Regions from separate parts of the Homo sapiens genome. Here region 2 is linked to region 1. The links are chromatin loops, found by intact Hi-C in ENCODE. Cell type or tissue: ascending aorta. All regions are shown on one strand. Links, peaks and the distances in the headings refer to the core of each region. The heading gives the core; the rest is flanking DNA.

Evidence for each region. Hi-C counts contacts between places; a loop is a spot of excess contacts. Peaks named below come from ENCODE experiments on the same cell type or tissue, not always from the same donor. Only the 100,000 strongest peaks of a DNase experiment are listed, where the experiment ranks them.
Region 2: a loop joins it to region 1, with 4 times the contacts of the local background. A loop is called at or near these places in 3 of 110 quality-filtered maps.

What each region holds. Positions count from the first base shown.
Region 1 is chr9:609,127-621,210 of GRCh38, reverse strand. All of the region lies in intron 1 of KANK1 (KN motif and ankyrin repeat domains 1), which reads right to left. Among named protein-coding and RNA genes, the nearest start is that of KANK1-AS1, 70 kb to the left of the region's middle. In ascending aorta, for the core only: a CTCF peak has its summit at 7,210; DNase peaks (open chromatin) are centred at 2,778, 3,470, 6,556 and 7,160; H3K27ac peaks cover 4,880 bases.
Region 2 is chr9:733,835-745,918 of GRCh38, reverse strand. It overlaps KANK1 (KN motif and ankyrin repeat domains 1), which reads right to left. Exons shown (of 12, transcript NM_015158.5): 7 at 11,084-11,171; 8 at 7,415-7,634; 9 at 4,985-5,127; 10 at 3,514-3,714; 11 at 1,330-1,428; 12 at 1-746. The coding sequence ends at 684. Among named protein-coding and RNA genes, the nearest start is that of KANK1-AS1, 54 kb to the right of the region's middle. RefSeq lists an enhancer at 6,831-8,030. In ascending aorta, for the core only: no CTCF peak of the experiment used is centred there; DNase peaks (open chromatin) are centred at 7,078, 7,468, 10,578, 10,908 and 1 weaker place; H3K4me3 peaks cover 329 bases; H3K27ac peaks cover 8,000 bases.

The sequences.
Region 1 (12,084 bases), core at 2,581-10,580:
ATAGCTATCAGTTTTCTATTTACCTTTATTAGGTGAGGCCCCAAAGAAAAATTTTTAGCTAAATATATTAGGTTCTCCAAAGGGTCAGGAAAGGAGCCTGAAAACAGAGAAGAGACTGAATTGAATAGCTTAGATTTCTAGTACTGGGCATTCTGAAAGCGTTTTGGCAATTTATCCCCTAAAAAAGAATTTAGATCAGATGGGAGATAATAAATTAGAGAATTTGATTCAAGAGGCTTAACTCTGGTTAATCAAATGATGACTAATTTCCAATCTGGAATTTGATCAATTAGTAAACTGGTACCCCAAAATTGGTTAAGAGTAAAATTGTTAAGAGGGCTGTAGTCATTTTTAAAAGAGATGTTATTTCTTATTCCCAATCAAATCTTATATTGCTGAATTCTATTATGCTCCAATATTAAATTTTTAAAAGTTGGCTTTTTAAAAATTGGTTTTTAAAATTGGTTTTTGAAAATTTAAAAAGTTGGTTTTTAAAAATTTTTTTAATTTTTAAAAGTTGGCTCACGCCTGTAATCCCAGCACTCTGGGAAGCCAAGGCAGCTGGATCATGAGGTCAGGCATTTGAGACCAGCCTGGCCAACATAGTGAAACCCCATCTCTACTAAAAAAATACCAAAAAATTAGCCGGGTGTGGTGGCAGGCGCCCGTAATCCCAGCTACTCAGGAGGCAGAGGCAGGAGAATCGCTTGAACCTGGGAGGTGTAGGTTGCCGTGAGCCGAAATCACGCCATTCATTGTTCTCCAGCCCGGGTGACAGTGCGAGACTCCGTTCCAAAAAAAAAAATTATAATTATCACTATTTTGCTTTTCTCGCAAAGAATTACGTGTTGTTTACTATGGCCCAAGAAAGCAGGTTTTATTTAGGGGGCAGATCGTTGAAGAGTTAATGTCCTATTCCAAGACAGGGTGGGAAAGGAATGGATGTGATTAATGACACTGAGTAATAGAGGGTACGATGCACATTTTGGAAGACACCAGTGTACCTGACAAAGTTTTCTTGCCTGCCTAGACCTGAAATAGACAACTGAGAATACAACAAAACAATTTTTTTTTTTTTTAGATGGGAGTCTTGCTCTGTTGCCCAGGCTGGAGTGCAGTGGTGTGATCTTGGCTCAACCTCTGCCTCCGAGGTTCAAGCGATTCTCCTGCCTCAGCCTCCCTAGCAGCTGGGATTACAGGCGCACACCACCACACTAGGCTAATTTTCTTATTTTTAGTAGACACAGGGTTTTGCCATGTTGGCCAGGCTGGTCTCGAACTCCTGACTTCAGGTGATCTGCTCGCCTCAGACTCCCAAAATGCTGGGATTACAAGCGTGAGTCACTGCACCCAGCCACAACGAAAGAATTTAAACTAGCTAACTCTGCTTGGAAAAACAATCTCACCAGTGGAAGAGCCTGTTTAAAGTATTTAAAAATCATTGCAAATTATTAATATTTTAATGTTTCAACATCTTAATATAGGAATGTATTGCATATTAAATCCTTGAAAATTACAGTACGGCTGATCTACGAACATCTGCATTCTGCAGTCCGTGAGCACCCACAAGTCAAAGGTAAACTTTCTTGTGGATCATCACTTATCTTTATCACTCACTAGATGAATGCTGAAGAGCTATTATCATTATACAGTAGCAAAACTGGTTCCAAAAGAATGATGAATTCAGCTATTCTGAACTAATGTTGGCTCTTCTTTGCGTTAATACTCCCATGTTTTCAAAATTTAAAGCAACTGGGCCACCCAAATCTGACGATAGGCAAAGGGACAATTATACTCTACCCATCCCAAGAAAGAAGGTGCTCTCACATCAGCCTGTCCCTGATGCTGCTGCCCTAATTTAATACTGCTTTGTTCTCTTGCCCCCTCTTCTACCCAACTAGATAAACTAAACAGTGTGATGGTTTTAAGTACTGTGTGGCTTGAAATATAACATTTATACAAACTATTCTTGAGGCACAAATAAGAGGCCTCTCTGAAATTCAAAAGCACTGTAGCTCTCCCCTGTTCCTTTTAAGTATTGGCTGTAAAGCAAGAACTGAGGATTCAGAACTACAAGGAAGCTTTTAACTGACCTGGGTAAGCATTTAAAAAGAGAGGCTTGTACTTAGTTATGGCCATTTTCTCTCCTAAAGGTCCTGTGGATTTTGACCAACAGACACTAAATTTAAGTTCATAAAATGTAGAGTCCACATTTAAAAACATTTTCTTAAGTCACAAGGTGCCTGAAAATAAGTAGTGAGGTTATTTTCTCTAATTTTCTATTTTTCTTCTTTGACAAGTTTTATTCTCTGTTTTAAGGCTCGTGAGGAGCCATGGATTAATAAGGTGGAGACAATTTTGCCTCAAGACAGGTATTAAATGTCAGCGATGAGAGGAGAAAACACCGCCTGTTCACCCAGTGTGCAGGAGCTTTCTTACTGAATGGAAGCATCACTTCCCAAATGACCAGTTTGGATGTTGTGGTTGGAGACTTTTTTTTAAAAAAAGCAAGCCCTGGCATTCATCATCATTTAAAAAAATAATTTCACGAATGTCTACTGTGCATGTGAAGCAGTGATTCAGATGCCTAGGAGTGAATATGTTTTTTTAAATGATGCAATCTTTGCTTTAAAAAAAATTGTTCCGATAAGTATTTTGACTAAGAGAAAATATCTGTTTCTTCATTTTAAAAATGTAATCTGGGGCCAGGCATGGTAGCTCACGACTGTAATCTAAGCACTTTGGGAGGCTGAGGTGGGCAGATCACTTCAGGTCAGGAGTTTCAGACCAGCCTGGCCGATATGGTGAAACCCTGTCTCTAGTAAAAATACAAAAATTAACTGGGTGTGGTGGCGTGTGCCTGTAGTCCCAGCTACTCGGGAGGCTGAGGCAGGAGAATTGCTTGAACCAGCAGGTGGAGGTTGCAGTGAGCTGAGATCACGCCACTGCACTTTAGCCTGTGTGACAGGGCGAGACTCTGTCTCGTAAATAAATAAATAAATGTGATCTGGAATTAGAATAGCCTGTATTTTCTTCAATGAATGCCATAATTTTATATTACATGGGCTTTAACCTGTATATTTTGTTCTTGGGAATACTTTTCCTTACCTAAAGGAAGCAGAATTCCGTGGGTACTACTGAAATAACCTTCAAGATACTGCCTTGTGTGCAGGGTAAATTATATTAGGAGGCAGGTAGGCCAAACTGATTTTTTTGGTAACTGCCCACAGTAAGTGTGGCATCCAGAGAGTGGTTCCATAAATGTTACTGAGTCAGGATTCATGTCATCCTCCATTCTGCCCGCACCCTCTTTCAGTAAGAAATTCCATTCTATAAATACGTGCTTTCTTTTTCACAAAAGACAGAAGTCTTACATGGAGCCTACTCCTATGAGAAACCTGAGCAGGAAAGAGGAAAGTGGAAGAAGCAATCTGAAGTGTGCACATGCACGCGTCACAAACTGGCCTGCTGATCGGAATGTCTGCTGAGGAAGAGAGGTGCAGACTGTCAGCCTATCAGCCTAAGTTTACGGTGGGAAAATTTCAGCCTGGGAAGTAACTTTTCCTGCCCACCCATATTGGTGTGCCTCCCCCAACAGCCAGGTGAAAGAAGAGCAGCTGGCTCTTGATCACCATCAAGTAGCTGTAAAGGTGATACTGGGCTCTGCCTGCCAGGCTGCCTTCAGGGTCCCAAAGAACAAAGCTCCAGGGTCCTGAACCTCTTTGGCCAGACAGCAAAAGTAACTACTTCTTAGACTAAACAGATAAACCCGTGTGAACATGAGCTAACATTTTTGAGAAAATAAGGGAATAAAACATAGGTTTTAGACATTTGCCACAACCCCCCTCCTCCCCAATCCTTCTCCTAACCAATTCCATTTATCCTTTGAAGACAAAAGACATGTCTGGTTTTGAAAAATAAATGTTAAACAAGGAAGGCAACGAGTGAAGTTGTAGAATACAGATTGTTAAAGAAACTAAACCACTGCCAAAAGAACTGGACTCAGTAAAATAACATTAAGGACAGTTCAAATATACCATAAACTCTTTATTATATTTTATTAGACATAATGATTCCTTGCAAGAATGAAAAAAAAATCGACCTAACTGACCTAACATTCACTTACGGTAGTATATTAAAAAAAAATTATTCTCTCTTAGACTACTGAGATCTTCTAGAGAAGGGACTGCATTTTAAACATGTGGTAGATTACATTACTATTCACCAAAATTTCCTGCTCCTTCCTAAGGAAGAATCACATATCCCCACCCTCACTCAACTCGGGTGTGGCATTGTGACTTGCTTTAACCAATGAAGTGGTAGCAGAAATACCATGTCTCACTTCCAGGAAGAAGTTTTAAGGGCTAGTGTGGAACTTTGCCTTGCTTTCTTTCCTTCCTCTGCTATAAAGAACAGCAGCGACATAAGCAGAGGCTGCTCCATCACAGGTTGAGGTCAACACTGAACACAGCTGCAGCTGACAAATAATGGACGTGTAGCATATGAGTAAAAAAATCAGTGTGTGTTGTTGAAAGCCACTGAGATTTGGGGTCTTGCAGAATAATTACTATCTTGATTGATAATGAGTGGCTTAGAAAGGACACTTAGTAAAGCCAAGCCTGGATGGAAGGATAGAGGATATAAAGTATTCAGAAATTCCAGTGGTGAAATTTGGTAGGTATCAAGTGAATATAAATGAAATATTTCTTTGATTTATATGTGTAAAGACAGCAGCTTTTAGCTTAAATGACAGCTTGGAGAAGTGACAAAATAGAGGTTTCGTAAATTAAAGATCTGGCTATGCAGTTTGATGGTAATTTAAGTGGTGTTCAGGATGTCCATTCTAATAATCAGCACAAGATCTACTATCTTAAATCCAAGTTGCTTCAGACACGAGTTGATACAGTATCACCTAAATGCTGAGGACTCACTGAAGTGACTGCTGAAAAGCCTTCACTTTAGTCCTCACGGTTATGTCATGCAATAAGGTAGGACCGGATAAAATTTGGAAGTCTAGTAACCCAAGCCAGTTCCTAAGTTTACCTAAACCTGAAAATTTCATCTTGTTGATTGAAACTCTTCAGCATTAAACATTTCTTTATTGAGCTTCAGTGGATGTGGTGCTCGGCTGATGCTGGGTGGGGAGGTGACACTGGTAGGACGGATACAGAAGAGTCCCTGTTGATCCTTAATATGAGAAACCTTCCTTAGGCTTTCATGCCTCAAGAGGCTTGTCTGGGCAGGCAAATGGCATCAACACAGCTGTTGAACATATGCTATCAGCTGGCACCACCTTTGGATCCTGGCATACCAAGGACCAGAAGTAGGCCAGCATTTTTCCACCTGGATTCAGCAGTTGTTTTCCCTGTTCGTTCTTTCATTCCTCATGGGTCTTTAGCTAGGTTAGGTATCACTTGGGATCTCCTCTACCACTATCTTCTGTCTTTAAATGTCAAAGAGAATATATAACATTTGTTCTTCATGTCTTGGACTTTATGGTGATCTAATATCCAGAAGCTGGTGTTAACTGGACAAATGCAAAGACCAACCAGGGAAAATAAACTGAAAGCACACCAATTAATTAAGTCTTTACCTAAAGGATATACTATGGGACTGACTCTGTGCTAGGTACCACAAGAACAAGTGGGAATCAAATTCCAGCCCTTGAGTAGCCTTTTTAGTCTATTTGATAAGAAAAAGAGAAAAGAAACAACATTATTCCCCCTCTTCTTAACTAGCATAATTTTAAAATGTGGGTACTCAAACCATCACAGGTAAGGCTTTCTCCCACCCAGTGATACTTCTGTAGAAAGAAAAAAAGAGGGAATTCTAGCAAAAAGGAAGAGCATATGATGCCAGATGGACTAAAAGAGCAAAGAATACAATTCATCAGCAAATTATGTGTCTATTAACAGTTTCAAATAAAATGCAATAAAATATATTTATAGTATGTTGGTATCAAAAAGATGATACTATGCCAGGCGCGGTAGCTCAAGACTATAATCCCAGCACTTTGGAAGGCCAATGCAGGAGGACTTGCTTGAGGCCAGGAGTTCAGGACCAGTCTGGGCAACACAGGGAGACCCTCTACAAAAAATTAAAAATTAGCTGGGTATGGTGGCGCACACCTTTGGTACCAGCTACTCGGAAGGCTGAGTAAGAGAATTGCTTGGGCCCAGGAAACGGAGGCTGCAGTGAGCCATGATTGCATCACTGCACTCCAGCCTGAGACCCTGTCTCAAAAAAAGGGCAGGGGGGGGATGGGTACCATAAAATTATATATGTACAATTTTGTACTATATTAAGAATTGTATGTAGGAGTAATCACAATCAGAATACATATATAAATATGAATGAGCAGAAGTTTAAGGTGATGGGCTGTAGTGATTTTTTAAAAATATAAAGTACATTTATATACATTTCTTTAAAAGATCATGTTCACTAAATCCACAAGGCCCACAACCTACACCAAAATCTCTAGCCCAGCAGTTTTCAACACTAGAGAGTACTGGCCCCACCCCAGGAGGCACACGGAAATGCATGGGAGTGTTACTGGGCAGTCATGTCTGAGGGGCACTTCCGGCATTTAGTGGGCAAGGGCCAGGAATGCAGAATACCCTGCCGCACACGAGACAGTCCCACACAATGAGGAACTGTCCTACTCATAACACCAGCAGCACAACTGTTAAGAGATTGCCACTAGGATAGGACCAAGATCAGTGTCAGCCAAGATATGCTGTAAAAATCCTAAAATTTAACAAAATACCATTAACTTTATGCCAGTATGATTTAAAAATAAATCTTTTTCATTTAAAAAAACTGCAGAAGTATATAATCACTCCTCAAAGATGGAAATGGGTAAAAGATCCTATTACCTGAATAGAGAAAACAATCTCATTTCCTGAGAGAGATCATATTGCTTTCATGCTAGAAACAATTTAAACAAACACTGAGGGTCGAAAAATTATCCCCATCTGCTAAACACACTTTTGTACCTTATCAATACACCATTATCTCACAGCTGGTTTGTGAACTCTTGTCAGTAACTCCTGCCCCGGACTGAAAGTTCAGAAACAAAGAAGCAAGGACAAGTGGCTGGAAACCCTGCAGCCACTGGCATGACCAAGAACTGAGCACTCTGCTGGCCGACTTGCTCCTTGTGAAAAATGGCCCTCCAGTGCCACCCAGAGATGCTTGGAGCGCTATGCACAGCGCCTTCTTCCCGGCCTCAAATAAGAGGGGAGGAGAAAAAGGAGAACTACTCTTTCCTGTAGGGCGCAGAAATGAGATCCTTTATGCTCAGTTAAATGGTCTTCCTACTTTTACCCATGTTTAGTACTTAGGACAGTCACACTCATATTTAACTTCCCAAAAGGCTGGTGACACTGCCATCTAGTGAATACAGTCTTTTTTACAACAGAAAGTCACAAAACTTAAGGGGCTCATGAACCTGTATTTTTAAAGTAAAGTTCAAGAAGTATCCTGTTTTTAATCTCATTTGAAATACTACTTAATTTACATTGAGAAGAGGAAAAAAGTTAGTAATAGAGAGTTTGCTCTCTGTGGATTCCTTTTAGGAATTAGCAAAATTTCAAAAATGAATACAACAGGAGAATGTAAACAAATTCGATTTTCCATACAGCAGGGGAGTCCAACGTTTTGGCTTCCCTGGGCCACACTAGAAGAATTGTCTTGGGCCACAAATAAAATACACTAACACTAATGATAGCTTATGAGCTTTAAAAAAATCTCATGTTTTAAGAAGTTTACAAATTTGTGTTGGGCTGCATTCAAAGCTGTCCTGGGCCACATGCAGCCTGTGGGCCATGGGTTGGACAAGCTTGTCATAAAGGACTGAAGCTCTGCTCTATCTCCAGCAACGATTGTTACAGCTGTACTTGCTATCTAGTGTGCTGTTCACAGCATGGTCCACTTGTCCCTATATGGTGACTACTTGTGCTTTTCTTGAGTTGCTAGCTTACTGAATCTTAAAGATGCTGTGAACTATGTATCTGGTCACAATTACTTCTTTGCCTTGGCTGCTAGGAAGCATGGAGCCAAATTACTGGCCTATTCTGGTCTACTTACAAGATCTTTTACAGTACATGCTACCTCTATCTTTACTCCATATTTCCTCCTCTTGATATCTTCCTTCTGTCCCAATATCTTCACCCACTCATTTAAAAATTTTATTTTGTATGCCCCTTTAATTTGGTACATATAAATAAAACACATTAGTGTTATTTGCTGTGTGTATGATGCTCCTGTTGGGATCCTCTGCATGTAACCATAGGCATATGTATGGCAAATATCACAGGCAAAGGTGATTTGTGTCTTATATGACTCTTAGGGTCTCTTACTACTTCTTGACTCCCCATTAGGAGAGCTGCTGCTGGTCTAAACTGGGGTTCGAAAGAGTGTCACAGTCAAAGGTATTGCTCACATATAACTGCTACCTTTTCCACATTCCATTCCAGTATGGCCGCCTGAGATGTCCGGCTTAAATTTCTAAGCAGCTTCTTCAGCTGAAGGGACTGCTTTTTTAATTTCTCATCCCACAAATCCTGTCTCATTGTTTCTGTACTTTGTCCCATTCCTAGATAGTTGACCTATGTATTCCAAATGATAACTTTTTTTAATATGAAACGTTTTTAACATAAAGGCTTACTAAAAGGCAGAACATAAACTGTTTTAGCAAAAGGCATAAAGATGATGACACTGAAACCCTAAAGGCTGTCTTCAAAAAAACACCGATAATGTGGGATACCTTATCACCATTTCAGCAGACATCATGTCTAAGAAACCGGGCCTACATACTGTTGAACTACATTCATTCCTGTTGAGATAATGACACCCAGTCAGAGTGCATCACTGGGACATCTTAGACTTTGTACTGAATTTCTCTTTCTTATCTCCAATAACTGGCTATTAAAAAAACACAGATTGCAAAAATCACATTCTCAGTCTTACCCAAGAGCCACAACACCTGGCTTTGTGTATTTTCTCTACAGCTGCCAAAAGCACAAAACAACAGATAGTTTCCTATTAACAAAGTGCAATTTAAGAGGCATAGGTGGCTTTGTGTGGGAGGTACTATGGGTAATATGTGTGTTCATTATGCAAATGAAAGCCAATCCTATTTTTAAATGTACTTTTATATGTACAGGCAAGGGCACATAAGAGTTAGATGGTCGGCCGGGCGCGGTGGCTCACGCCTGTAATCCCAGCACCCTGGGAGGCCGAGACTGGCGGATCACAAGGTCAGGAGATCGAGACCATCCTGGCTAACACGGTGAAACCCCATCTCTACTAAACATACAAAAAATTAGCCGGGTGTGGTGGCATGCGCCTGTAATCCCAGCTACTCAGGAGGCTGAGGCAGGAAAATCGGTTGAACCCGGGAGGCGGAGGTTGCAGTGAGCTGAGACTGCACCGCTGCACTCCAGCCTGGGCAACAGAGAAAGACTTTGTCTCCAAAAAAAAGAGTTAGATGGTCAAGGTGATGAAGATTACAAAAATATTACTGGGAAGATAAACTATCAAAAATGCCTGCAAAATAGAATGACACTGTCATTTGACAGTCAGATAATTAGTGTCAAAGGTTCTGAATTTTAGACACACTCCTATCTAATGGGATCGACATACCTATGTTATTAAGAAGTGAAGTGAAATGTAACTTCCTCAGTGGCTTGTTTGGATTCAGCTTCTGTGCAAGGAGCAGGCACTAAGACACATCTGAAAAGCATGAGAGACAGAGGACATGGGCCTTAAGGTTTTTATTCCAAGTTCAATCATTACTTGAGTCCTGTACTTTTTTCTATGTCCTACACTGAATCCTGGAGATAAGTGTAGTCATCCAAGCTTACACATTGGAAATTAAGGCATAGAGTCGGTGAGGAACTGGCCCCGTGGGCTGGGCTCTTGGTTCAGTGACAATTGTCTGTGACTTACTAAAAGATTCTTTAGTTTGCCTGTTGTTTTTAGTAGAAAGCTGTGGGCTGGACCCAATACTAACAAATGGAACTCAGGGGGCTGACAGCGACATCTCTGAAGGCCAAAAAACCTCCTCACATGTCAAGCCAACCGTCCCTTCAGGTCTTGGGGATGGAGATAGGGCTGGCAGGTGGAGTGATAAGGTAACCTAATTATAATAATGCCAGAGTAATAAAGTGAGTGACAACATAAAGGATACAGAAGATGCCTTCTGTCAGAGACAAAGAATTCAAAAACAATCAAATAAAACCACCAAACAGGAGAATACCATTTCATTCTTCTTCTACGGGACTGGGGACGATGTTAACCATTTATAAACAGCACTCTTGCGTACTGGCCTCTTTCCCTTTGCCCAGTCTCAGTTCCCAGAAAAATAACCACAAACATGATCTCTGCCTCTGGGTCTAGAAGATGAAATCAAGTCTCAAAGATACTCAGGTCACAGATGTGCAAGTCTAAAGCTGTCTCAACTAACCCTCCGAGCTTTCCAAGGCTAGCTATGCCTCCAGTTCCTGGAATGTACAATTCTTCTCTTATCTACAAGGATTCTTCAATGGCCCTTAAACCCAGGAAAGCTGGAAACTGCAGGTTGTAGCCATGTCTTGATCAGAGTCAAGGGGGCATGGACATCATTTAACATTACCTGACGCAGCAGAGGGTACTCGGTCAAACCAGCTGCTATATTAAACCAACACTGGACACCTCTATGGCTTATCCACAGAGGGAACTGTCAGGATTCTATTTCTTAAATCATGTATCTAAACCAGTACTTTATTTTTTCACCCATATAGTACACCATTATCACTTCCATATCACTCAATTCTTCAGGACTATCTTTTCTCATTATATATAACATTTGCTTAAGGTCTCATCATGGTTCACTTTGGAGAGCAGGACTGAAGTTCAGTGAGAATGTTTTTTCATCTTATATACTTCTAATATTCTAATTTATTAGGATAATTGTGTTACTTTTGTAAAGAGTTTTTGATAAACGTAAGTGTTCAACCAAATTAAAATGTATTCATACCTTTAATCTAGTTATTCCTGTGAACTTATCGCAAGGAAGTAACTTATTATGGCCTGAAGATTTCACTGCAATGATACTTAAAGTAGCAAAGAATTAGACACGATCTAAATTTTAAACATGAGAAAGTCAGTTTTATAAATTATTGTACATTAATGTAACAGTATTTATCATTATAATTGTAAAGGCTTCATAAATGAGTGGAAAGTCCTGACACCTCAAGTAAAACAAGCATTCCAAATAAAAATCAAACCACATAAATATATGTATAAGAAAGATAAAAACATTTCTATGTGAGAGTGGTACAATTCTACGTAATTTGAAATTTTAAAAATTTTCTTTAGTGAATAAATATAAAATACTTACTAGAAAGTAGCCTGAGAAAAAATAATTTTGCCATAGTTCCAAACTATGATATTAACCAAATTAAGATACTTCTCCTTTATTTAGAATTAACTTTAAAGGGAATAAAAGAAGTACCAATAGATTAAAAGGCAAAATATGTTAGCAGGATCAATGTCTATTGAGTCTATTCATTATTTTATTTTATTTATTTATTTTTTGGGACAGCGTCTCACTCTTGTCACCCAGGCTGGAGTACAGTGGAGCGATCTCAGCTCATTGCAACCTCCACCTCCTGGGGTTCAAATGATTCTCCTGTCTCAGCCCTTTGAGTAGCCGGGACTAAGGGTGCACGCCACCACACCCAGCTAATTTTTTGTATTTTTAGTAGAGATGGGGTTTCACCATGTTGGCCAGGCTGGTTTTGAACTCCTGACCTCAGGTGATCCGCCCTCCTCGGCCTCCCAAAGTGCTGGGATTACAGGCGTGAGCCACGATGCCCAGCCTATTGATTCTATTTAAAAAGGACTTGTAGCTAGCAATAAAGTTTAAGGAATTCCCAAAGAACTGTTAAGCAAATCTATTTAATTTACAAACAATAAACTTATAAAATGTTTTCTAAATTAAAATAATATAGTGGCATTATAAAAACACCACTGCAATTAGCAGTTTAATAATGTGGTAAATAATACTAGGTAAAGCCAATTGCTATTTATGGACAATCT
Region 2 (12,084 bases), core at 3,501-11,500, 120 kb before region 1:
TTGGAGTTGTGCAATTAATACAAATGATGATGTTACGTGTAGTTCTTCATGGCTTTAGTATGGAATACAAAAGCTGAAAATACTGTGTCAAGTTCATATAGATACCCTTTTTATAAAAAGTCATATATTACATCTACCTAGTTAAGACCAAATGAGAATATTCTTTTGTAAGTTTTATACTTTGTCTGGCCCAGGCCCAAGTTACCAATGATCAAAGTCATCTCGACTTCCTTATTTTAAAATAAGACAAAAGAAAAATCCAAAACTATGCTGGAATGAGATTTTGGAAGAACTTTCTAATGGTTCCACATTTAGTACATATAAATATTTGTGGAAAAATCTTAAAACGTCTCAGTGAGAACCAGACACCACTTTGTGGGAGTGAACAGAAGGTGCCCCTTCAGATCAGAATTCCCTGTGACTGTACAAAACGGAGCAGAGACTCAACAGCAACAGAGACTGGGTTAAAGTGTGCCCTACACAGAAGACGGCCAGAAAGGAGGTGTGTGTGCCCAGGCTAGCAGTCTCTGCACTGTGAAAGCTTCAGCCTTTACCCCTGGGCTTGATGCTTCTGTTTGCTGGTGAGCTCAGGCACAATACGTATACATTCAGTATCTGTCACCCCAACAGGAACAATTAGCAGCTTAATAGTGGCATGTAAATAAAGGGCTATTTGCATACAATCAATCAAATGAACCTCGGTGGGTGGGGCCAGGAGACGTCTTCCTTCCAAGCCTAGGGGTGCCCTAGAGACCAGGAAAGGAAAAAAACTGGGGGTTAATAAGTGACCTCAGGCAGATGTGTACCCTGTGACATAGGATCTTGGCCCACCACAGGCAACAAGCAGCTGTGAGCCCGAGCCAGGAGAGCTCTGGCTGAGAACAGGGAACAGGTGTCCACAGCTCCAAGGCCAGCTGGGCTCAGCAGTGCTATGTCCGGCTGTCCTGGGAAGTCACCTTCCCACTCAGAGTGAACTGTGGACTACAGGCTGCCTGCCATCTGCTTCAGGAACAATGCCAGAACCATGGCGAAATATCCCCATGGGCTCAGGGGCTGCTATCTGGATAATTCTGCACAGAATCAAAACCTCTATGGGAAGCTGTGAGCATATGTCTTGCAAGGACAAGCAAGGTCCAGCCTCTGCTAAAACATTAGTTCTCCTGCTTTTTGCGGGGTGGAGGCGGAAAGGATGAACTCTTAAGCTCCAGACTAAAACTTCCATTTTCTGAATCAACATAAAATCTGTCTCCCGTCAATTCCTGGAGGAAGGGGGTCCACCAGTCTGGTGGATTTCAGCCTATTTACAAATGCCAAATGCACAACACTGACCGGAGACTGGGCTTTTGCAAAGTTGACATGGGCATACAGAAGAACAGCGATGTCCTTGTGTCCTGCTTCCAGGGCGATTGAGAGCGCAGTGCTGCCATCCTTAAGATAAGATGGAAAGAACAAGCCATGTTGGGTTTCTCAAACCTCCAGACAACCGAAAGGTAACAGAACAAAACACCCTCCAATAATTGGCAAGGTTCCCCAAATATCCCTACTCGTTCGGTCTTCTGGGAAACTTTTTTGGGACCTCTAAGGGTGAAGGCCTGAGGATGTGAAGATGAATGAGGCAAGCCTCCACCCTCCAGAGGTCCCAGTTAAGAGGATTATCTTACTCAACCATTCTGCCCACCAGGAGGGGGAAGCAGAAGATGGGGATAGAAAGTTTTTTTTTCTTCTAATTAATTATGAATGACCAGGCAAGCAGCAGTAGTGTGTGTTTAGAGACTCTGCAATTTGCCAAAGATCTTTTACCTTTCCTCTTAGAGAGGGCACTGTGATCCTAAAACCCTAAACCACCTCGGTTTAAGGCTACAAGTAACATCTGTGTGTAAGCACGCAATCCCAGTGGGTTGCACAGATCCAACTTCTGGAAATAAGAGGGGAAACACTACATATGGGTGAAAAAAGCTTCACTTAACTGCTTGATTTCCATTAAATTTCAGGGATTTAAATGGATATAAAGGAGTATCAAGGGAAAGAACAACACAACTTGTCTTCTGTCTAGTGTGTTTTTTGAGACAGGGTTTGTCTCCCAGGCTGCAGTGCAGTGGCACGATCACAGATCACGGTAGCCTTGACCTCCAGGGCTCAAGTGATTCTCCTGCCTCAACCACCACGGTATCTGAGACTACAGGTGCATACCACCACACCTAGATAATTTTTTTTTTGTAGAGATGGGAGTCTCACTATGTTGCCCAGGCTGGTCTTGAACTCCTGGGCTCGAGCGATCCTCCTGTCTCAGCCTCCCAAGGTGCTGGAATTACAGGAGTGACCCACTGTGCCCAGCCTATCTAGTCTTGAAATACGGATTTCCCTCTGGTCAGCAGCAGCAGCAGGACACAGTTCTCTTTGGTTTAATCTTATGATCCTTCCCCTCAAAAGCTTTGAAAGATAATAGAAGTAAAATCAAACAAAAACCACAGCACAGCTAACAAACTCTTCTGGAAGAAAGAAGTCGGTCAGAAGCTCTCCCTCCCACAGAGGGGAAGAAGGGAATCTGCTACAGCTGCAGCTTCCATGTGCTCCTGTGGAGATGGCTGAGTGTGAAGCTAGTCAGTCCCTCATACCAGTGAAAAACTCCGCTGGTTTTTCTCCCTACTGGCTTGGGCCCAGAAGAATCTGACCTACAAAGGATATTTTCCTAACTTTTTGGTGTTTTGAGCTAAAGAAGCTCTGATCCAAACCTGTGATCCACAGAGATAAACTTTCAAAAACGGAACCAAGCCAACCCGACCTCTGTGACCTTTACACCATCTCACTGCCTACATGCCAGTTCCTACCTTCTACCTATCACCACTCCTGTCCTTTGGCCTAGAGACACGCAAAAGTACCCCCTTTGGTTGAGTTTCCCGGTCAAGGAGTTATCTGGAAATGTGGACAGCCTGGGAACTGGGAGAAGAGAGCAGAGTGGTGTTGATGGGACAGACTAAGCAGAAATGGGAAAACGCTTCAAGAAGTCAAGCTACTCTGCAGGCTCTGGCATATGTTGTGTCACAAGCTACTCACTTTGATGGGTCAGTGTGTTCACTTTGGGTGGAAAAGGTTCACTATAGTAGGAACTGGTTTTAGTCACCGTGTAACCCCAGCCTCTAATGATAATCCAGATTTCCAAGTGCACCTGTCAGAAGTCACCTACACTGAATTTGATTCTGCAGTGCAAATCCATTGATTTCCCTTTAGTAGAGGGGCTCTTGGACATGCCCGTTAAATCACTTTTTCATTTCATGAATTTTTGGGGTAGGGCCTATTTATTCTGCTTTGGGTACTAGTTTATGAGCGTGTTAGTTTGCACACACACAGTAAGTGTAGCCAAGCTTGGCTGTGAAGGGAGGCACCTAGATGGCGACACAAATCCCAGAGGAGAATAGAGGAGGATTTGGTCGCTCCTGGCCAAAAGGCACTCCCAGAGCTCCCGTCCAGAGTCCCCCAGACCCCTGGCCAGGAGGCCCAATGGAGACAGCTTACGTTGTCCTCTAGGTGACCGTTGCAGCCGGGCTGGGCCAGCAGCAGCTTGACAATCTCCACGTGTCCGTGCTCGCTGGCACACATGAGGGCCGTGGAGCCCTCGTCATCCTGGATGTTGACATCAGCCCCACAGGCCAGAAGGCCCTTCACCATGTCTATCCGTCCGTGACTGACCGCCAGCATGAGGGCCGTCTGTCCCGCCTATGGGAAGAGATGACAAGGACTTCAGAAGTACGTACTGAGCTGGCAGTGGTGGCCTCTAGTGGGGCTGTGCTAGGGAAAGGGGGAAGAGTGTGGTGACAGAAGGGAAAGAACTGGCGATGGAACTACTTGGGGCAGGTGGTGGCAAGCAGGGAGAAACCAGCTTCCCATGAGCTATGAGCAAAGGAAGGGCATAAAGTAAGGAGCCAACTTCATTTTAGCGTGGAGGATGTCTCAGTAGAGTAAGGGGCTGGAAGTTCAGGTGGTGGTTAAAAGTCAAGCTGTGGGCCTGGAGTGGTGGGTCACGCCTGTAACCCTAGCACTTTGGGAGGCTGAGGCAGGCAGATTGTCTGAGCTCAGGAGTTCAAGAGCAGCTTGGGCAACACTGAAACCCCATCTCTACTTAAAAAAAAGCCAGGGGCTGGCGCAGTAGCTCACGCCTGTAATCCCAGCACTTCAGGAGGCTGAGTCAGGTGGATCATGAGGTCAGGAGATCAAGACCATCCTGGCTAACACGGTGAAACCTTGTCTCTACTAAAAATACAAAAAATAAGCCGGACGTGGGGGTGGGCGCCTGTAGTCCCAGCTACTTGGGAGGCTGAGGCAGGAGAATGGTGTGAACCCGGGAGGCAGAGCTTCCAGTGAGCCAAGATCGCACCACTGCACTCCAGCCTGGGTGACAGAATGAGACTTAGTCTCAAAAAAAAAAAAAAAAAAGCCAGGTGTGGTGGTGTGTGCCTGTTAGTCCCTGCTACTCGGGAGGCTAAGGCAGGAGAATCACTGCAACCAGGGAGCCGGGGGTGGTTGCAGTGAGCCAAGATCCCGCCACTGCACTCCAGCCTGGGGGACAGAGCAAGACCGTCTCTTAAAAAAAAAAAAGTCAAGCTGTGAACACATCTGGACCTGGGACACTGTTTGCTATGAAGACAGTACAACACAGAGACAGGAAGCAACAGTCACTGAGCATCTGATGGGGATGCGCAATCATTTATATGTAGGGGAACTAACAGTATTTCCATGCAAACTATGCAAATGGACAAAAGGCAAGGCAAAGGAGGGAGAAGTTTCCAGTGTGAAATTTAAGCCCATATTTCCCTGGTATGTTTGGTCAGCAAGGAGTGCCAGGCAGTGTATGGACTCAGGGCAGGCCTGCAAACAAGTGCACTGTGGTGGAAGCGTGGCATCTATGCCTGCTCTGCCAGAATGGCCACCGCAGTCCTGTCTGCTGGTTACGGGTGCATTCCTGAGCACAGGAACCAGGCGCACTAACCTGACTAGCTTTGGCATTCACATCCCCACAGCCGAAGAGTTCTTCCACAATCCGCATGTCCTTCTCTGCTTCCACAGCGGCGAGGGCCGCCAACATGATGGGGGTGTAGCCTGCCTTGTTCTGGTGATCCACATTACACACATCTGTAAAAAAAAAAAAAAAAAAGTCTCTTAGGAAGCAGCCCCTTCTAATAGCAGCCGCTTACGAAGCCACTGAAGGGATGGTGTTTACAGGAGCCCAGTGAAATGGTACCAGGTGGCTGGAGACCAAGAGTGACTTAGAAGGAAATGTGAGAGATGTTTTCATACTAAACCAAAAACTTTTTTTCCCCCTATTTCACGACACCTGAAGCAAGAGAAACAACGGTAAGCTTCCACAGCGTATCTTGTTTGCAACTGGTGGCTGAAATGCAATGGCTTGGAAGTCAGGGTGGTTGTTCTACTGGTTGCTCTTGAGAATAAACGATTTTTGGAATCTAGGCACTCAGCTGTGTTTAGGAAAGTGAAGCAGGTAGTGAGCTATTCATGAACGAAGTGTTTGCAAACGCTTACGTATGGAACGTTGGACAGGGTGGTACCTACTTATCCAAACATTACTCATTCTGAGACTCTGAATTTACTACTCTGGCCTGTCGGGGGTCCTGAAAAGCAGAATTCCAATCATATAACATCCAGCTCCAGAATTTATGGTCGAGAACAAATGCAGTTAAGTCCCCTTAACAGAATCGATGAACCAGACCTTTTCTATTCTTGTAATTCTTAAGGAGTCTTCAGGGATAAAATTATCCTTCGGGCATTTAAAAGTTCCTTCGGCACTTTCTCTGAAATGACCGGAATGGTGAGTGTTAGAAAGCAGCTTTTATGTGGGACCAAATATGAAGTTAAAATGTTCAGAATGTTTCTATCATAAAGGAAAATAAAAGGTACCATGAACATTTACCTTAAGATCCCAAACAACTCCATACTAAGGACATGTTTTTAAAAGTGGGTGTTTTTAATGCAGAAAATAAAAGGCCCTGTGGAGGAGAAGCAGGTGAATTCGTGTGCGCTTCGGGGCTCCTTAGCACCTCGGACTTTGCGGACTCTGCTCTGCATAGATGCTGAAGCATCCTAGATCTACACCTTATGGAGCCAGAATCTCAGCCTAGAAGGGGGAGCAGTAACCATTAAGATAAGTGATTAACCCAAACCATCCAGCAATGGAATTAAAATTATTTAATTTGCCAAGATGTTTTATCAACTTCTAAGGGTATACTAAGCTGTTCCTGTCAGGAGTGATAGTGAAATCTTGTTTTCAGCTTCCCTGGATATTATCTACTTCTGTTTAAACAATCACTCTGGCTGACTGTATCACCAGCTCTGTTTATAGTCTAGAAAGCCTGAAGAGGAGGGGCTTGAAATTCCTTCCTGTAAGATGGAAGCAGTTATACCCTAACATGGCTCCAAAAAGAGGGAACAAACACACTTATAAGAGAAAGGAAGGATAAATCTGCTTGGCTTTCTTCTCTGCATCAATTCCAAGTTCCCAAAACAGAGCAGAAGAGATTGGACAGTGGATGAAGACAGAATTTCAGAAAATTGGACAGTATGATTGCATATTCTAAGGTTCACACTACATCCTCATTAATCAGACTGAGATACTCTGACTTCTCTGTCACATACTAGAAATAAAAATATGTATTACAAAAATTAAAAGACTTGGGGTCTATGTGGCATCAGGCTGCTCCATTTGAACAAGAAGTTGAAAGCTCACAGTTTCTTGAGGGTACCATCTGTGTATGTGCCCCTCCCTCACTTCATGTCTAAGATGTCCACTGGCTCTATTCTGGGATAACAAGTTTCTACTATTCTATTATGGTTGAGAGACAAGAATAACATGCCCTTTGCTCTATGCTGTTTCCCCAATAACAGTATATTTTGGTGAGAATGGTGATCATTTGACCATCTGTTAAGGTGGCTTTGCTTAGTCCCCATCTTGACTAACCACACACTTCTGCAAGGACAGCAGTCATGGAGTAAGGTCAAATCAAGTGGTCCACACGCACCAAGGCTGTGACCCTGGGCCTGTAAGCAGCACTCTGCCTCCTGAGTGCAAACCGGCCAAGCCCGCATGATTCAGCTCAGGAGGGAACGTGAGACATGCTTCTTACCAGGCATACACCTCTCACTTTTGAATGCAGCTGAACTGCAGCAAGAAGATCCTCAAAACCTCCTTTCAAAAACAGATCTAGAATCTGTGTCACCCAGTTTTGTTTAAACTTCAAGCCTCTTATGAATGACTCAAGAAAATTCTTGCCATGTCATGTGGAAAAGCAATAAAAAGGATTTTAGCATGGTCAGAGAATTCAGGAGTGGCTCAACCAGGTTCTCTGAGATGAGTCACAACCCAAGTACTGTTAGAGAAGAGAGGGTGGAAGGGCAGCCAACATACCGGCATCTAACAGCAGCTTCACAATCTCGAAGTTGGAGTGGGACACGCTGTAATGGAGGGCTGTGTTGCCGTTGCCGTCTGCCAAGTTGATGACATAGCGGAGGACATCTGGGGAAATGGCCTCAAAAGCAGCTATGTAGTCCCCCACCATGGCTGGAATGGCTGACTTCTGACTGGACACGCGGAACCACTCGTGCTGGAGGGTGTTCAGACAGAACCTCTGCCAAAACACCAAGTGGTCGTTAGTTCTTCTATTTATAGACTTTCTGAGACCTAGTTGAAAGCACAAGTAACCTGTCCTTTTATAGTCAAAGTATATATATGCAGTTAGAATCTGCTCTCAAAAACCAACAGCCCTAAGAGAAGCTTCAAACACCAAACTGGGACATTTCTCCTGATTTTAAATGACGTGTAGATTCTAATGTCTATAAAGGAGACCAGACAGCACCATGCAGAAGCAGAGGCTCTGGAGCCAGACCACTGAGTTTCAAATGCAGGCTCTGCTACCTAAAAGCTTTATGACCCGAGGGAAGTTATTCTGCTTCCGTTTCCTCATCTGAAAAACTGGATAATACCATGCTTTCATAGTTTCTGTGATGAGAATAAACACTCAGGCTTGGCTCCATTTATTAAGCTATTAATATGATGTAATCATACTGGCCTTGCAAACAATTTTCATAGAAATTAGGAAGAAATTAACTAGCCTACACTGAATTATGCTGCTTCCTTCCTATCCAGACCAAACTCACCTCCTTCAACTCCTCAGCACAGCACTAGGTTGGGAGACCGTACGTGTATAGCCAACCCAATTCCCACCCCAATCCCAAATACAACTGTTCAACCACGGAAAGGGAAAATAAAAGGGAACCCCGTCTGGAACTAATTTCATTCTCTCATCAGCTCCACTCTGACTTCCTTAGGCTGTGGACACATGAAGAAGGCACTTGCTTTGTGGATGATCAACTCAACCCTGGGTCACATGAAGCTCAGTGGAGACTGAGCAGTCAGTACTGGTGATGAGGATGACTACAGTGTCTTTTCAATGGGCCTTCATATGAGTTTAATATTCATTTCTGCTGTGCTTACTCTTTAAAAGTTTAAAAATATATCAAAGAAAGACAGCCTATGTCAGAAGCACCAGAACCCAAGAAGTCCTCTTTCTGTAGAAAAGGTAGAGTTGGGATTATAGAGCTTCCATCTCTTTATCATCCTGCTACTGATTATTTAGTTTTAACCATTTCAATCACATTTTGGGTCACTTGAAGAGTGTCCTTTTTTTTCTGTATATATTCACATTCCTGTTTCTCTGGAGTTGTCACACTGAAAGAAGGGAAATTATGTCTTCTGGTCATTCTAATTCTATTACTGCTAAATAACTGGTGTCCTGACATGATTATCTAGCCCTGGCATTGTGTTTACTCGTCCACTACTTTTCACAACACAATACTTTAAACACTTTCACACCAAATGAAAATTCAGTTAAAAAGATGTACCCATCACAGTGTGTGTGGATGACACCATGCTCGGCAATTTGGAGGATGCAGGAAAACAGAATCCTTCCCAAAGGCCACGTAACCTAGTATTTTGAGAACAGTGAAAGAAAAGTGTACTATGGCTATAAAATCTGGGGTTGTAAGGCACCAGTTTTAAGTTTAGGTTAAACCTGATGGGAAATACTGACCCTGCAGTGAGATTTTATGGTTTTACTAGTGACCAGGGTATAGCCAGGTATTTTCATGAATACAAATCCAAGAATTTCAATATGTAGTTCTATGTTTCCCCTTGACTAGGAATTTTTTTTTTTTTTGAGAGGGTGTCACTCTGTCTCCCAGGCTGGAGTGCAGTGGCATGATGATGGAGCACTGCAGCCTGAACTTCCTGGGCCTCCAGCTATCTTCTTGCCTCAGCCTCCCAAGTAGCTAGGACCATGGGTACATGCCATCATACCTGGCTAATTTTTGTAGAGACAGGGTTTTGCCATGTTGCCCAGGCTGGTCTCAAACTGAACTCCTGGGCTCAAGTGATCCACTGCCTTGGCCTCTCAAAGTGCTGGGATTACAGGTGTGAGCCACTGTGCCTGGACTTGACCAGCAATTTTATTTAGTACAGCTGGCCCTCTGTATCTACAGGTTCCATTTCCATAGATTCAACCACTGGCAGAGTGAAAATATTTAAAAAATATGTAATACAAAACAATACAGTATAACAACTATTTATATAGCATTTACATTGTGTTAAGTTTTTGAGGCCAGGCGCGGTGGGTCATGCCTGTAAATCCCAGCACTTTGGGAGGCCAAGATGGGCGGACCACGAGGTCAGGAGATCGAGACCATCCTGACTAACACGGTGAAACCCGGTCTCTACTAAAAATACAAAAAAATTAGCCGGGCGTTGTGGTGGACGCCGGTAGTCCCAGCTACTGGGGAGGGTGAGGCAGGAGAATGGCCCGAACCCGGGAGGCGGAGCTTGCAGTGAGCCGAGATCACGCCACTGCACTCCAGGCTTTTTTTCAGATGGAGTCTCACTCTGTCACCCAGGCTTGAGTGCAGAGGTGCAATCTTGGCTCACTGCAACCACCACCTCCCGGGTGCAAGCAATTCTCCAGCCTCAGACTCCCGAGTAACTGGGATTACACGGGTGTACCACCATGCCTGGCTAACTTTTTGTATTTTTAGTAGAGAAAGGGTTTCACCATGTTGGCTAAGCTCGTCTCGAACTCCAGACCTCATGTGATCCACCTGCATCGGCCTCCCGAAGTGTTGGGATCATAGGTGTCAGCCACTGCACCTGGCCCTGTATTAGGTATTATGATATAGAAATGATTTAAAATATATGGCAGAATTTAAAGTAGATGCATAGTTTATATGCAAATACTACACCATTTTACATAAGGGACTTGAGTATCTGTGCATTTCGGTATCCTTAGGGGATCCTACATTTTCTCAATGCACTAATAAAAAAGACAGCTGTCAACCAGGGGGTTAGTCTGGCCTATGAAAGAATGTGCACATAACTTCGACACATGAGAATATGTCATTCTTGGCCATGGTGTCACATTAACCATTGCCATAGAAATACTTGTGTCCTATGTTGTACCATTCATGATCACTAAGGCAACCACAAACTCTTTGCTGTTTGCTCTGAATTTCTTAGACTGCGAGATGACAAGTGCGGTTATTTTTATGTTTAAAAATAGTGGCCGCCTGCATTCCACATCAGAGCATAACATACAGTTTCATAACTGAAAGGAATGCTGACCTTGGCTCAGATAGGTTTCTTTTAAAAACATATGCTAACTTAAAAAAAAAATTCTTGGATGCTGCTCCCTGGATCTTACTGTTCTATAAATAGAAATGAAATATGTAGAAAGATGACGACTGACTGCAATTAGCCCTGCTTTCTGTCTGCAAGTGTACGCCTCACAGATGCCTCCACCCCAGGAAAAGTCCAGGGTGGGTAAAGGATGTCCGAAGTTGGGCCTCAAGGAAACGCTGGCAGTGTGATCCAGGGAGCAAGACCACATGATGTTTACCCAGCCCACTCATGCTGGAAACAGTTCAGGAGAAAAGCATGCAAGCAACAGCTCGGGCAGCCTACAGCTGGCCTTGACAATGAACCCACTCATGCACTTTGTACACACTGGGGATGGTGTTTGCAGGTCAGACTCACCATATCTTTGCTGGTCAAAGCTTTGGGGTCATTTATAGTATTTTTCAGTAAGTTGCATGCAGACAACATCTTTTCACTTAATTCATACCTGAAAGGAGAAAAAACAAGTTACGATTGGTCACAAGAAGAAAATCATTTTTATTTCAACCCAAATATCTAATTTTTTTTTTGAGACAGGGTCATGCTCTGTCGCCCAGGCTGGAGTGCAGTGGCATGATCTTGGCTCACTGCAACCTCCGCCTCCTGGATTCAAGCAATCCTCCTGCCTCAGCCTCCCTAGTAGCTGGGACTACAGGTGTGCACCACCAGGCCCAGCTAATTTTTGTATTTTTAGTGGAGACGGGGTTTCACTATGTTGGCCAGGCTGGTTTTGAACTCCTGACCTCAGGTGATCCACCTGCCTCGGCCTCCCACAGTGCTGGGATTACAGGGGTGGGACACTGCGCAGCTTCAACTTTTAAAAATATATTTTTAAAAGGCAAGTGGCCCCAAGCCAGCCCAGGCAGGTCATTATGGCACAAGGTGCTTGGGCAGAGGCAGCACAGAAATCCTTAGGGGTCTAAGGGTTACGTCCACTGTGCAGAGCCAACACCTCCAGCCAGAGATTGAGGCCTTGTTTGGGAGGGTGACATTCGGCTTCACCAATTGGCCTTTATGACATTCTGGAATAACATTTAGAGATTTTTTTTTGCCATTTTTAAGTTTTTTTTTTTTTTTTTTTTTTTTTGAGACAAGGTCTCACTCTGTTGCCCAGGCTGGAGTGCAGTGGTGCAATCACGGCTCACTGTAGTTTTGCTGTCCCAGGCTCAAGCAATCTTCCTACCTCAGCTTCCCAAGTAACTGGGATTACACGTGTGTGCCACCACACCCGGCTTTGTATTTGTAGAGACAGGGTTTCACCATGTTGCCCAGGCTGGTCTCGAACTCTTGGGCTCAAGCTATCTGCCTGCCTGCCTCAGCCTCCCAAAGTATTGGCATTATGGGTGTGAGCCACTGTGCCC